Regions from separate parts of the Homo sapiens genome. Here region 1 is linked to region 2. Evidence: chromatin contacts called from ENCODE Hi-C or POLR2A ChIA-PET data. All regions are on one chromosome and are shown on one strand. The core of a region is the stretch at or near the end of the contact, and the rest is flanking DNA. Distances in the headings are between cores, read along the strand shown.

Evidence for each region. A loop is a pair of places that touch in the nucleus more often than their neighbours do. ChIA-PET counts read pairs that join two places held with the same protein, here RNA polymerase II (POLR2A). Pooled maps may share reads with other maps.
Region 1: a pooled map shows a loop between it and region 2 (2.5-fold over the local background). The contact joins two enhancer-like sites. A Hi-C loop is called at or near these places in 3 of 50 pooled maps. POLR2A ChIA-PET finds 5 or more read pairs at or near these places in 3 of 52 experiments (OCI-LY7, Panc1 and activated T-cell).

Annotation. Positions count from the first base shown.
Region 1 is chr1:226,108,066-226,111,778 of GRCh38, forward strand. No RefSeq gene overlaps it. Among named protein-coding and RNA genes, the nearest start is that of LINC01703, 26 kb to the left of the region's middle. RefSeq lists silencers at 200-394, 1,942-2,041, 2,122-2,581, 2,962-3,011 and an enhancer at 3,430-3,713. Within about 2 kb of position 1,871, at least 39 of the 41 ENCODE cell types and tissues checked have a DNase peak (open chromatin) inside an H3K27ac peak, as active enhancers do; they include OCI-LY7, where a contact is called at or near this core.
Region 2 is chr1:226,423,248-226,426,847 of GRCh38, forward strand. No RefSeq gene overlaps it. Among named protein-coding and RNA genes, the nearest start is that of PARP1, 17 kb to the left of the region's middle. RefSeq lists a silencer at 1,397-1,446. Within about 2 kb of position 1,909, at least 4 of the 41 ENCODE cell types and tissues checked have a DNase peak (open chromatin) inside an H3K27ac peak, as active enhancers do; they include OCI-LY7, where a contact is called at or near this core.

The sequences.
Region 1 (3,713 bases), core at 621-3,120, 320 kb before region 2:
CTCATCTGTAAGCCCAAGTCCTTACAATGGCCCACTGTCTCTTTCCAAGATCTGATCCCCCTGTCTTACCTCTCCAGCCCTAGCTTCTTATTTTCATTTTCAAAGACAGGGTCTAACTCTGCTGTCCAGGCTGGAGTACAGTGGCATGCTCATAGCTCACTGCAGCTCAAACTCCTGGGTTTGAGCCATTCTCCCACCTCAGCCTCTGAAGTGGCTGGAAATACAGGCACCACCATCATGCCTAATTTTCTTTTCTTCTTTCTTTCTTTTTTTTTTTTGAGGCAGAGTCTCACTCTGTTGCCCAGGCTGGAGTGCAGTGGCACAATCTCAGCTCACTCAACCTCCACTTCCCAGGTTCAAGCGATTCTCATGCCTCAGCCTCCTACATAGCTGGGATTACAGGCACGTGCCACCACACCCAGCTAATTTTTGTGTGTATATATATATTTTATGAGATGTAGTTCCACTCTTGTTGCCCAGGCTGGAGTGCAATTGCATGATCTCGGTTCATTGCAAACTTCGCATCCCGGGTTCAAGCGATTCTCCTGCCTCAGCCTCCTGAGTAGCTGGGATTACAGATGTGTGCCACCATGCCCAGCTAATTTTTGTATTTTTAGTAGAGACAGGGTTTCACCATGTTGGCCCGGCTGGTCTCAAACTCTTGATCTCAGGGGATCCACCCGCCTCAGCTCCCAAAGTGCTGGGACCCCCCACCGGCCTAATTTTTGTATTTTTAGTAAAGCTAAAAATACATGTTGGCCAGGCTGGTCTCCAACTCCTGGCCTCAAGTGATCCACCAGCTTCAGCCTCCCAAAGTGCTACCATTACAGGCGTAAGCCACCCTACCGGCCAGCCTGGCTAATTTTCCAAAAAAAAAAAAAAAAAAAGTATAGAGATGGGGAGGGGATGGGCTGGCTTGCGATGTTGCCCAAGCTGGTCCTGAACCCCTGGCCTCAAGTGATCCTTCCACCTTGGCCTCTCAAAGTGCTGGGATTAAAAGGCATGAGCCACTGAGGTAGGCCCCTGGCTTCCACTAGGCACCTCCTCTTCACTCTGCTCCATCCACTCTGGCCTCCCTGCTCTTCCGGGAACACAGCAGGCCGCCGGATATCTGTGTGGGTGGCTTGCTTGGTTCCCTCTGGCCTTTACTCAAAAATCACTGTAGCCTTCTCAGTGAGGCCTTTCCAGGCACCCTATCCAACACTTAACTTCTCCTACACACACATTTCATATCCTTCTTCCCTGTGGTTATTTTTTCCCCTTAGCTTGATCACTATTTAACATATTTTACATTTTACTTTGGTTGCTCTGTCTCTCCCATTACAATACAAACTCTAGGAGCGCAGGGATTTTTGTGTTTGTTTTTGCTCCGTATCCCCAGTTCCTAGAATAGTGCCTAGAATAGGACCTATTAGGCGCTCAATAACTATTTTAAATGAATGAATGGATGGCTTCCAGGTAGGGAGAACAGTTGGAACAAATGCAGCTGTTCCCTTCAGAAGCCTGAAGCCTGAGCTGGGGCGTCCGGACCGCTCCATGGGGTATGCGGTCTCCATGGGGTATGCGGTCGAGCTGGGCACTGACACTTCCCTACTTTGGAACTGTGCTATGGGCAAGATGGGAGCAGGCGCTGAATCCGTGGCGCATGGGGAAAGCGGCGGTCGGAGTGGGGCTTCCTGGCCTGTCACCTCCTCCTGAGCTGCTGCGAGGAGAGGCGCGTTGGCCTCCTGGGCCACAGCTGCCTCCCTGCCCAGGGAATCCCGGGAGATGCGAATATCGAAGAACTCTGAAAATCAAATCGCATTTCTAAACGCCAGGTGGAGATTTGTTTTGAGGTTCCTAAATGACAGATGTCCCGGCGGAGGAGCGCAGAGGAGGGCGGGCCAGTTGCGTCGGGAGAGGAGGAGCCGCAGGCTGGGAGGCGCGCGCGTCACTCGCGGGCAGGGGCTGGCTGGCCGGGCGCGCGGCCGGGCGGGGGCTGCTCCGGGGAGCGCGGGGGCGGGGGCGTGCGCGTGGCCGGGCGTGCGCGCGACCACCCGGGGCGTCCAGGCTGCCCGCGCGCGCCCAAGCCCTGCTTAAAAAAGGGAGCCCCGAGCCCGCGCCCTCCGCCCGGTGCGTCCCGCGGGACGTTCCAAGAGCAGTGCGGAGAGCGCGTGGGCCGCGGCGGAGGCCGGGCTGGGGGGCGGGTTCGCGGCAGTTCCCCCCGGCTCCCCGGCAGTTCCCCCCGGCTCCTCTGCCGCCTGGCCCGGGAGCTGCCCTTTATTTATTTATTTCAGTGGGCAAAGCGGGGTCATTTGTGTTGAGGACGCAAATCTTTCCAGGAAGTTTGTGCCTATTAATATTTCAGTTCCTGGCAGCCGCCTCGAGTGCGGGGCGGGGGAGTTCAGTGCTGCGGGGGAGGGAGGCGCCTGCAGCTGCCCTGGCCCACTGGCCTCGGCTGGCCGCTTGCGGCGAGGCCGAGGGGCAGCCCCTGGGCCTCCTGGGCGCCCCCCGACCCCCGCCACCACTGGGGAAGGCAGGGCCGGCGCGGACCCCCAGAGGCGCGCGGATCCCCAGAGGCAAGCCGACCTGCTTCCGGAGCCACGCGCGGGGCGAAAGAGGCGGCCCCGGATGCTGCGACCAGAGCGAGGGCGCCAGCTCGGGGCTTCCCGGAGCGGGGGCGGAGGAGGCAGCAGCCCGGAGAGGCTGCTTAGCCACCAGATGTCCGCGGGTGGCCCGCGCGGCGCGGGCGGAGGAAGGAAGGGCGGCTCTAGGGGCGTCCTGGCTAGTCGTCCGCGACCGCGCTCTCGGGTAGCCGGGGATGGCGGGGCCTGGGGCCCGGGGCCTTGCTGACCTTGCTCCAGCCACACAGCCGGAGGGAGCTGCAGCAGAAACTTGCCATTTTAAAGCTCGGCTACCCCTCACCACCACCTGGCAAGATTGTCATCATCTCCAATCTACAGAAGCGGAAGCCGGAGCTAAATAGCCTGCTAGAGGTCACGGTGCTGCTGCCCAACGGCGGGAGCCCGGATTTCTGACATGTCTTGCAAGAAAGAGTCCCTTGGAAGCAAATGCAATTATATTCTTCTGTGGTATCAACCAACAGAATCCCCCCACTAAGGGGAACTCAAGATACCGATGGAACTCTAGGCTGGAGCGGCGGGAGTTTGCCAGATACTCGTAATCTTCGTTCCCCAGCATAAGTGCCTGCTCACTCTTTCCAGCCAGTCACATCTGGAACACCCATCATTTTCCCAAAGAAACTATTTTTAACACCCCCAGGTGCATATTTAGATAAAGGCATTTGAAGCAGTTGACATAGCCACCTCTGGAGTGTGGGCTCCTGACAAGGACACTTCAAATGCTAACTGTCCCCAGGGGATAAATTTAAGTCGTCAAGCACACAGGGACATCACACTGTCTCTTCCTCAGTATTCTAACGTCATTGGTAGACCCTATGGCCGCCTTCCTGCGCAGGATTATCAGCCCACTGCTCAGGGACTCTGTCCAGCTCTGCATGGAAGTCACTGGCACCAGGTCATTAGCACCAGGGCCAAGACTTGGAAACCTCTGGGCAAAGGGAGGGTTTGTCTCATAAACCTTCTCACTCCAGGGTCCTCCTCCCCTTTGTAGCTCCTTCCCCATTCTACCTTTCACTGGCACACCTGTTCCTTTCACTGGCACACCTGTTCCTCCCAGGTGGCCAATGGGCCCGTAGGGAGGATATGACAGAT
Region 2 (3,600 bases), core at 659-3,158:
GTAGTATGTACCTAGGAGGCCAATGTGAAGATTAAGAAAGATAATGCATGTTAAGACTCTAGTGAGGCCCACAGAGGAAGCTCCATAAATATTTGATATTAAATGAATGCCCTCTGGTCAAGACTTGCCAGCCTGAGAAGAGGCCATGCTCTGAGCACTCACATTCTCGAGATGTAATTGTGATGGTGACAAGATGGCCATTCCACAGGGAGGCCAGTTGACTGGTGCTCAAGGAATGACCAGGTGGCCTGACCTTGATGGGCTCACCATGTTCTAGGGTCTGACACTGAGCTTTCTTAGTCTCGTAACTCAATTTTGTCCACGTATCCAGAAGGAATCCATTGGGAACCCATTGGGAGACTGATATGAAAATCAGGACACCAATTTATTAATTTACCATGGGAAATAGCAGTGCTTGGGGGCCAAGTGTGGTGGCTCACAGATGTCATCCCAACACTTTGGGAGGCCGAGGCAGGGGGATTGCTTGAGGCCAGGCATTCGAGACCAGCATGGGAAACACAGAGAGACCCTGTCTCGACAAAAACAATTTTTTTTTTCTGAGGCAGGGTCTCGCTCTGTTGCCCAGGCTGGAGTGCAGTGGCATGATCTTGGCTGACTGCAGCCTCCTCCTGTCAGGCTCAACTGATCCTCCCACCTCAGCCTCCCAAGTAGTTGAGGCTACAGGCGTGCGCAGGATGCTACAAGCATGCCAGGATAATTTTTGAATTTTTTGTATAGATGGGGTTTCGCCATGTTGCCCAGGCTGGTCTTGAACTCCTGGGGTCAAGCAATCCCCTTGGCTTGCCCTCCCAAAGTGCTGAGATTACAGATGTGGGCTACCACACCCAACCATTCTACAAAAAATTTTAAAAAGTTAGGTAGTCATGGTGGCATGGGCCTGTAGTCCCAGAGGTTGAGGTGGGAGGATGGCTTGAGCTCAGGGCTGCAATGAATTGTGATTGTGCCACTGCACTCCAGCCTGGGTGACAGAGTGAGACTCCGTCTCTTTAAAAAAAGACAAAAGAGAGAGAGAGAGCGAAATAGCAGTGCTTGGTAGACTGAAATTTGAAATCTGCTAGGCAGGGCTGTTGTCCTTTTAGGAAAAGGGATGGGAAACCAGCTGAGAATCTGAAGCTACAGGGAGAGCAAGGAACCAGCATCTGGGGTGAGGACAAAAGGATCTTAACGGCCAAAGTTACCTCTATTTGGCACCACCCTACTCCTCCTTTCCCTCTGGCCTATTGGCAGAGTGGAGCTTCTGAAGCAGGCTGCAAGTTGCCTTTGACTCTGATCTTGTTATGGGGTCAAGAACAATCTTTGCTTTTAAAATCTGGCTACTTATTAAATCTTTGAAGTTCGAAAGATTGACTAGGGCTTGGGGAGTTCATTCCATAGCCTGGAAATAAATTGCCCTATTGTCCACTAGATGGTGTTCAAAATACACACACTCACCCAGCACAGGCAACTCTGGAAACACACAAATCAACCTAATGAGGTGTGATGTTGATGAAAGAAACCCGCAAGATCTACTCCAGCCTGGGTTGGTTGTCTTGTTTAATTTGCCGGCAGCACACTTGGAGAAGAGATTTGGAAACTGGCAGGAGAGGAGGAAGATGCGCCTTTTAGACAATCCCTCTGGTTGCATTGTGAGGAAAGCTGCAAGGCTGCAGGCAGAGAAAATTGGGAGCTGTTGGAGCCATCCTGGTGAGAGGTGATGGCGGCCTGGACCAGGACAGTGGCAGTGGGAGGAGAGAAGAGGATAGTCCTAGGAGGCAGAAAAGGCAGGGGTTTGAGGGCAGACTGGATATAGCACTCTTTGAATTTGCTAGTTTCAATTTTTTTTTTTTATTTTTTGTTGTTTGTTTTTTCCTCTGCACGTTGTAAGCTCTGAAAGAGCAGAGATGTGGGCTTATCAGTGTATTTCCGGTGCTGCACAGAGTAGATACTCAATAGACTTTTTGGATAACAATGAATAACAGAGCTAACATTTTTTGCATGATAATGTGAGCCCTTCTAAGCACTGTACATGTATTAATTTCATTTATTACCCCTCAAATACACACCTGGGCCCTGGCCCAGATCCAAATCTCTGGGACAGAAACCTAGGCCAGTGTATTTTGAAAATCCTCCACAGGAAATCCTTTTCTTTTTAAATTTTTAATTATTATTTTTAGACATGGGGGTCTCACTATGTTGCCCATTCTGCAGTACGGTGATTACTCACAGGTGCGGTTCCACTACTGATCAGAACGGGAGTTTTGAACTGCTCCGTTTTTGACCTGAGTCAGTTCACCCCTCCTTAAGCAACCTGGTGGCCCCTTGCTCCCAGTGTGTCCGGAATTGGTGGGTTCTCGGTCTCACTGACTTCAACAATGAAGCCGCGGACCCTCGCGGTGAGTGTTACATTACAGCTCTTAAGGTGGCGCGTCTGGAGTTTGTTCCTTCTGATGGCCGGATGTGTTAGGAGTTTCTTCTTTCTGGTGGGTTCGTGGTTTCGCTGGCTCAGAAGTAAAGCTGCAGACCTTGGCGGTGAGTGTTACAGCTCATAAAAAAAGCGTGGACCCAAAGAGTGAGCAGTAGCAAGATTTATTGCAAAGAGCGAAAGAACAAAGCTTCCACACTGCAGAAGAATATCCCAGGAGGGTTGCCGCTGCTGGCTCCGGCAGCCTACTTTTATTCTCTTATCTGGCCCCACCCACGTTCGCTGACTGGTAGAGCCCAGTGGTCTGTTTTGACAGGGCGCTGATTGGTGCGTTTACAATCCCTGAGCTAGACACAAAGGTTGTCGAAGGCCCCACCAGAGTAGCTAGATACAGAGTGTCCATTGGTGCACTCACAAACCCTGAGCTAGACACAGTGTGCTGATTGGTGTGTTTACAAACCTTGAGCTAGAGACAGAGTGCCGATTGGTGTATTTACAATCCCTGAGCTAGACATAAAGGTTCTCCACGTCCCCACCAGACTCAGGAGCCCAGCTGGCTTCACCCAGTGGATCACGCACCAGGGCTGCAGGTGGAGCTCCCTGCCAGTCCCGCGCCATTTGGCCGCGCTTCTCAGCCTTTGGGTGGTCGATGGGACTGGGCACCATGGAGCAGGGGTGGCGCTCGTCAGGGAGGCTCGGGCCGCACAGGAGCCCATGGAGGGGGTGGGAGGCTCAGGCATGGCGGGCTGCAGGTCCCGAGCCCTGCCCCTCGGGAAGGCAGCTAAGGCCCGGGAGAAATCGAGCACAGCGCCGGTGGGCTGGCACTGCTGGGGGACCCAGTACACCCTCCGCAGCCGCTGGCCCGGGTGCTAAGTCCCTCATTGCCCGGGGCTGGCAGGGCCAGCTGGCTGCTCCGAGTGCGGGGCCGCCAAGCCCACGCCCACCGGAACTCCAGCTGGCCCGCAAGCCCCGCGCGCAGCCCTGGTTCCCGCTCACTCCTCTCCCTCCACACCTCCCTGCAAGCTGAGGGAGCCGGCTCTGGCCTTGGCCAGCCCAGAAAGGGGCTCCCACAGTGCAGCGGTGGGCTGAAGGGCTCCTCAAGTGCCACCAAAGTGGGAGCCCAGGCAGAGGAGGCGCCGAGAGCGAGCGAGGGCTGTGAGGACTGCCAGCACGCTGTC